Regions from separate parts of the Homo sapiens genome. Here region 1 is linked to region 2. Evidence: chromatin contacts called from ENCODE Hi-C or POLR2A ChIA-PET data. All regions are on one chromosome and are shown on one strand. Each heading gives the region's core, a stretch centred on a gene start or an enhancer-like site at or near the end of the contact. The rest is flanking DNA. Distances are from core to core; before and after follow the strand shown. Region 1 holds the start of SATB1 (SATB homeobox 1). Region 2 has its middle 230 kb from the start of SATB1-AS1.

Region 1 (2,700 bases), core at 65-2,564, 250 kb before region 2:
TTCGTTGGGGGGAAATCGTAAAAACAAAGCAAAACCCGTTATGAGCTGTACACTGTGATGGTGCTGGGGAAACGACGTGGTGACTGAGGATTCTCTTAAAAAAAAAAAAATCACTGCGGACAAGGTCTCCAAAAAGGAAAAAAGGTCTCTTCGCGTCTCTCCCTCCCTCCTGCTCACTCGGGTTCTTCGGTGTGAGGACAGAAAGTCTACTTCTGGCTGTCACTTGCAATATTATTCTTCAATAACCCCGAATAACGCGCATTGGGAAGGCCACCTCGCCTCCCTTCCAATCACCCCCACCCCCCTCGCCAACAATCGCGACTAATATTAACAAACCTTAAACTTTTCCCCACAGCCTCGCACCCCCAACGAGGGCATCTAGCGGGGGACAGCGAGGGTGGGGGGCAGGGGGTCGCGAGAAAAGCCCCGGAAAGGCACTAAAATGCCACTTTTGATTCTGCCCTCGCTGACAACAGCCGCAAGGACCCTCTCCCTGCCCATTGACGCGGGGCTGTGAGCGTCTGGGGTCCCAGCAAGTGAGGAGAGAAGAGGTTCGGGGGGAGGGGGAGGAGGAGGAAGATCAGAAGGCACCCCCAGCCACCTCCACCGCCTAGGCAGCGACAAACTCCCCGCCCCCTCCCCCCAAAAAGTCGCCAAGCTCTCACTCGTCCAGAGTCCGAGGTAAACAACGAGCACCACAATGGCACTAGGACTTTGGGGGAAAAGAAACCCAGAAACCCCGACAAAACTGATCAGGAGTTTCCCGAAATGAAAGAGGGGGGCGGGCAGCGTCCTCTAGAGTCGCCCTGGCTTTCGGCTGGGCCCCCGGGCAGGATAGAGGGCGGCCGCGGCTGTTGTTGTTGTGACGAGGCCGGGTGTTGCTGGGTGGCACAGGGAGAGGTGTGTGTGTGTTTGTGTGTGTGCGTGAGTGTGAGCGCGAGTCCCCGGACGGGGCTGCTTCTCTCGCTCTCTCCCTCGCTAGCTCTACCCCTCGCTGCCGTCTCTGCCCCCATTAAATTATTAGTTGACTCATCCCGGCCGCTGTCGCTGCCGCCGCCGTGCCCCGCTCGGCTCCGCGCGTCCGCCCGGGCTGCAGCCCTCTCCGCCGCTGCTCCTGCTGCTGCTGCCGCCGCCGCCGCCGCTGCCGCTGTGGGTGCCTCTTCTTCCTCCTCCTCATTTTAATACAAAATCACCCCGCTCGCAGCCCCAGCCCCGAGCACGCAGCCTCCTCCCGGCCGCCCGCCGCCGCCCGGAGCCTTCCCCAGCGGGGCCGGCTCATCCGCCGCGTCCGGGGAACGGGAGCGAGCGAGAAAGTGGCGGCGGCGGCGGCGGCGGCGGAGGAGGAGGAGGGGGGAGGAGAGGAGGAAGGGGGTGCGGAGCCGAGGAGGAAGGCGGCGTGGGGGGGCAGGGTGCACGGAGCGGGCGGAAAAGGGATGGGGATTAAAACCCGGGCTGGAGGGCCGGGATTGGGGGAGGGGGCGGGGGCGGCGAGTTAAAAAGCCGAAAGACAAGTAACTAGTGAATGAGTGAGGGAATGGGGGGAGCGCACGATTTCCGGCCCCGGGCGCGCAAGAATTTGTAATGAGCTTGATTAGAGTGAGGCGGCCCGACATTTATTACACACAATACCCAGAATAACAGGGCGCTGTGCGAGGGCTAGCGCCGGCCGCCGCCAGACGCGCCAGGGAGGGCGCAGAGGGGAGGAGGAGAGGGGGCTTCCCTGGCAGCGTCCGCCGGAGCGGGGAGGGGAGCGCGCGGCGCGCGGGCGGCAGGGGCAGGTGTGTGAGTGGGAGGGAGGAGGGGCAGGACGGGCAGGACGGGCACGGGGGGCGGGGGGAAGGAAAATGACGGGGAGGAGGGGGCGAGGGCCAGGGGAGAAAACTAACCAACCACCCACACGCCACAAAAGCCACAAAAAGGAGTACGCCTGGAGCGTCGCAGAGGGACAGGCGAGGTGGGGGGACAGGGAGACGCACCGGCCCCGTGGGAGAAGGGCGCGGGTACGCAGGTGACAGGCGCTGAGGAATGAGGTAGGGAGCCATCAGGAAGTGGCTGGAGGGGTACAGACGGAAGGCAGTTCTCTCCGGGGAAGCGCGGAGGGTGCAGAAACGTGTACAGCAATAAAGGCCAGGAGCCTCGAAACGCTCGGAATGTTTATCCTCTAAGGAGGGTGGTCCTTAAACTATGAGGAGCCAACATTAGAAAGAACTGAGTAAGAGCGTTCTGTACTAGTCAGACGTTGGTTCAAATCGCCCTCACTTCTGAGCCATAGAATACTTTGGAAGAAGAAATACGTGGCCGAGTTAAACAAAATTTGGGTCACTTGAAAGAGACCTGACTTGTTATTATAAAGGAAAAGATGCCATCATTCTTCAAATAATTTACGCTAGGCAAAAGAGGAAAGTTTGGGTTGGTAAATACATCTGTTGTAGCAATAAACACTTCTGCTGTAATCTAGGGTAGGTTACCCAGTTAGATAAATGGTCATTACCACATAAGTATGATCCTATTATTTAGACAATCTATTAAATATAGTTCATGTAAAAATAAAGAATATTACAATGTAACCCAAAATAGAAATGCCTCATTTATCGCTTAGGTTTTAGTTCTACCATTTTAGCACCCTGAAGGCAGTTAATCATTAACAAAAAACAAGAATTATTTTTCAGAATTTGCTGGTAGGGAAAAGAGAAAAATCAG
Region 2 (2,700 bases), core at 30-2,529:
CCCTCCTATTCCCACTTGACTGACTTACAGACCCTCCTCAGGATTTTGCACTAATCTCATGTCTCAGTGAGCCCCACCCTGATCATCACATTGCACACTGAAGCATGGTCTGCCTTCCTTTCAACTCAAAAAACTTCCTGCCAAACTTTCAAACCCCTTTCTTTTTCTTTTTTGCTATAGCATTTATAACCATTTAGTGTGCCATTCAAATTATTTATTTTATTTATTATGTATCATTTGTCTTCTCCCACCACAACTCAACCTCCATGGGGCAGAGATTTCTATTTGTTTTGCTCACTAATGTATTCCCATGTGCCTAGAACAGTGCCTGGGACTATCCAAAAATATTTCTTTGCATGAATAAAACAAATACATCGAATACATGATTTCAACTTAAAGAAATCCTAGTGGACATGAAGTACTATCCTCCTTTTAAAAAAGAGGAGACTTAGATTCGGAGAGATTAAGAATCAAGAAAGTTCACAGAGCTAGTAAGTGTGGAACTGGGATTCTAAACAGGTTTATATATCTCTAAAGTCCTTGCTTTTATTCAGAAAGATTTTCTTTTACTCACTTTTTGATGTAGTTCTCTCCAAGGATTGTTTAAGAAGGAGTAGGCAGAGGTGAAGCTAGCCAACATTTAGTCTAGTATCTTTTCTTAAATTTAATTATTATATCTCAGTTAATCCCCAAAATATCTCTTCAAATTATGAGCTTATTCCTATTTGCAGATAAAAATCTGAAGTTCAAAGAACTTAAACAATTAAATGACCTGTGTAATGCCACTCTATTAATGGCACAGCATTTTGAGTTCAGGCTTTTGATTCCAACACTCTATCATGGGACATTTCCAATATATGAACTTGTAAAATAAAATTGTGGGACGAGATACCTGAATTGCAAGGAAAGAGAAATACTTCAAGGAATGAAAAATGTAAAGCCTTCTCCCTGAAGCTTCTATTGAGCCAGAAGGAAAAATGTGAGCCCTGGCTGGAGGGTGGACATAAGCTTAATAAAAAACAAAATCAAAAAAGTTATGTTGCAATTTGTTGTTTGAGAGCCAAGCTTCAATGTTGCAGGCAAGGCAGTGTGGAGTTAATTCTTTTTGTTAAAAAACTGAACTGCAGCTATGTTTTCTCCAGAAATTTTGTAGCTTCTAAAGCTTTCAACTATTTCTAATGACGGCATTAAAGGGGATGGGAGAGAAAATATCAGATCTCATTTAGACCTCAAGTGGTAACGTAGTAAAGTGAACTTGCTTCACATTTGCACTGCGGCTTCCTTGCTTATCTCTCTCTTTCTTTCTCTGATTCTCAGCTGTAGGTGACATTGTCGTGGCCACACTGAAAATCTTCACCTGCTCTGTCATCTCTGAATTTATGTTGCACTTTTTGGTATCAGCCCCAGTGATCTTCTCTCTTTCTCTCTCTCTCTTTTTTTTTTTTTTTTGCCTTTGCACCTTTTTGCTCATTCACTTCCTGACAACATAATACTAATTTTCATTCTGAAACTGTATTTAGCCCTCTTCACTATTGCCAGTAATTCAAAACCAATAATTCCCCAGACTGCTTAAATTCAAGGAACCACACTAAATTTCCAGGTTGCTATAATGATTTTCTTTGAGAAATCCAAAATAAACCTTCTCACCATGTTTCTGCACATAGAATGGACACTTTATAGTATCTTCCATCTTTATGAACTCTCAGGATCTCCATAGGTCTGTGTACGGCAATCACAACTCTTAGTTTATTTTCCTGATAGTGACCTCAATAATCAAAAACTCCTTCCATTGTGGAAGCCCAGGAAAACTGCAAAAATAGTCACTTTGCTGAATGGAAATGAATTACATTTTGGACAGAATTGAGTGAAAGGTTACATTTGAAAATTTGCCCTGTCTTTAAATTTTGCCATCACAGTTGTAGTACTTCTGGCTGGGTAAGATTTTAATCTATGAGGATATTTCCATATTGTATATTTGAACAAACCACCAGTCGTGAACATTTAGTTGTGCTGAATACACTGGAGCTATCAGCATGCTGTCTGAGCCAGTTGGACTACTTCTTCACATTTTATGTTAATAGTGGTTCTGGATTAGCCAGACATGTTTTGATTTTTTAAGAATTTATGTATGCAGAACTGGACAACCATAAATTCAAAAGTACATAGAAATTATAAAATTAATTGTGAATCCCAACTTGAAATATGTGTAGAATTCCATTACTGTGTAGAGTACAAAAATAAGTAGGAGAATAATAATTAGGATAAATATTAGTTGCATCATGCTCAGCAATTTTTAAATGGTTTCACATAATTATTTTACTTGATTTTTCAATATCCTCAGATAGTAAATTTGACATGTTTTTATCAGTTTCTTCATTTTACCAGTGAGGAAATTAAGAATAAATGAGTAAATAAAAAAACCTAAAAGGTCACAACTCTATAAGTAGAAAAGATATACACAAATATATATGCCCTTGACTCAAATTACATGCTCTTACTATTACATAATATTAGGACTTATAAACTAAAATCAAACAACTTTAAATGAATAATGATAACAAATTAGAATAAATATTAATAATCATTATATTAAATATTATGACTACAAGCCAGAAAATCAAAACATTAACATTAGTCTTTTGAAAAGACTGGCTTCAAAATGAACTTAAACAATTTGCTTTCTGTGAATTAAACACTGAA

What was found. Hi-C counts contacts between places; a loop is a spot of excess contacts on that map. ChIA-PET counts read pairs that join two places held with the same protein, here RNA polymerase II (POLR2A). Pooled maps may share reads with other maps.
Region 1: a loop to region 2 is called in a pooled map, with 3 times the contacts of the local background. The contact joins the promoter of SATB1 here to the enhancer-like site in region 2. A Hi-C loop is called at or near these places in 5 of 50 pooled maps. POLR2A ChIA-PET finds 5 or more read pairs at or near these places in 7 of 52 experiments (activated CD4-positive, alpha-beta T cell, activated CD4-positive, alpha-beta memory T cell, activated CD8-positive, alpha-beta T cell and 2 more).

What each region holds. Positions count from the first base shown.
Region 1 is chr3:18,424,025-18,426,724 of GRCh38, forward strand. SATB1 (SATB homeobox 1) reads right to left here and starts at 1,315. Exons shown (of 11, transcript NM_002971.6): 1 at 1-1,315.
Region 2 is chr3:18,678,117-18,680,816 of GRCh38, forward strand. No RefSeq gene overlaps it. Among named protein-coding and RNA genes, the nearest start is that of SATB1-AS1, 230 kb to the left of the region's middle. Within about 2 kb of position 1,280, at least 3 of the 41 ENCODE cell types and tissues checked have a DNase peak (open chromatin) inside an H3K27ac peak, as active enhancers do.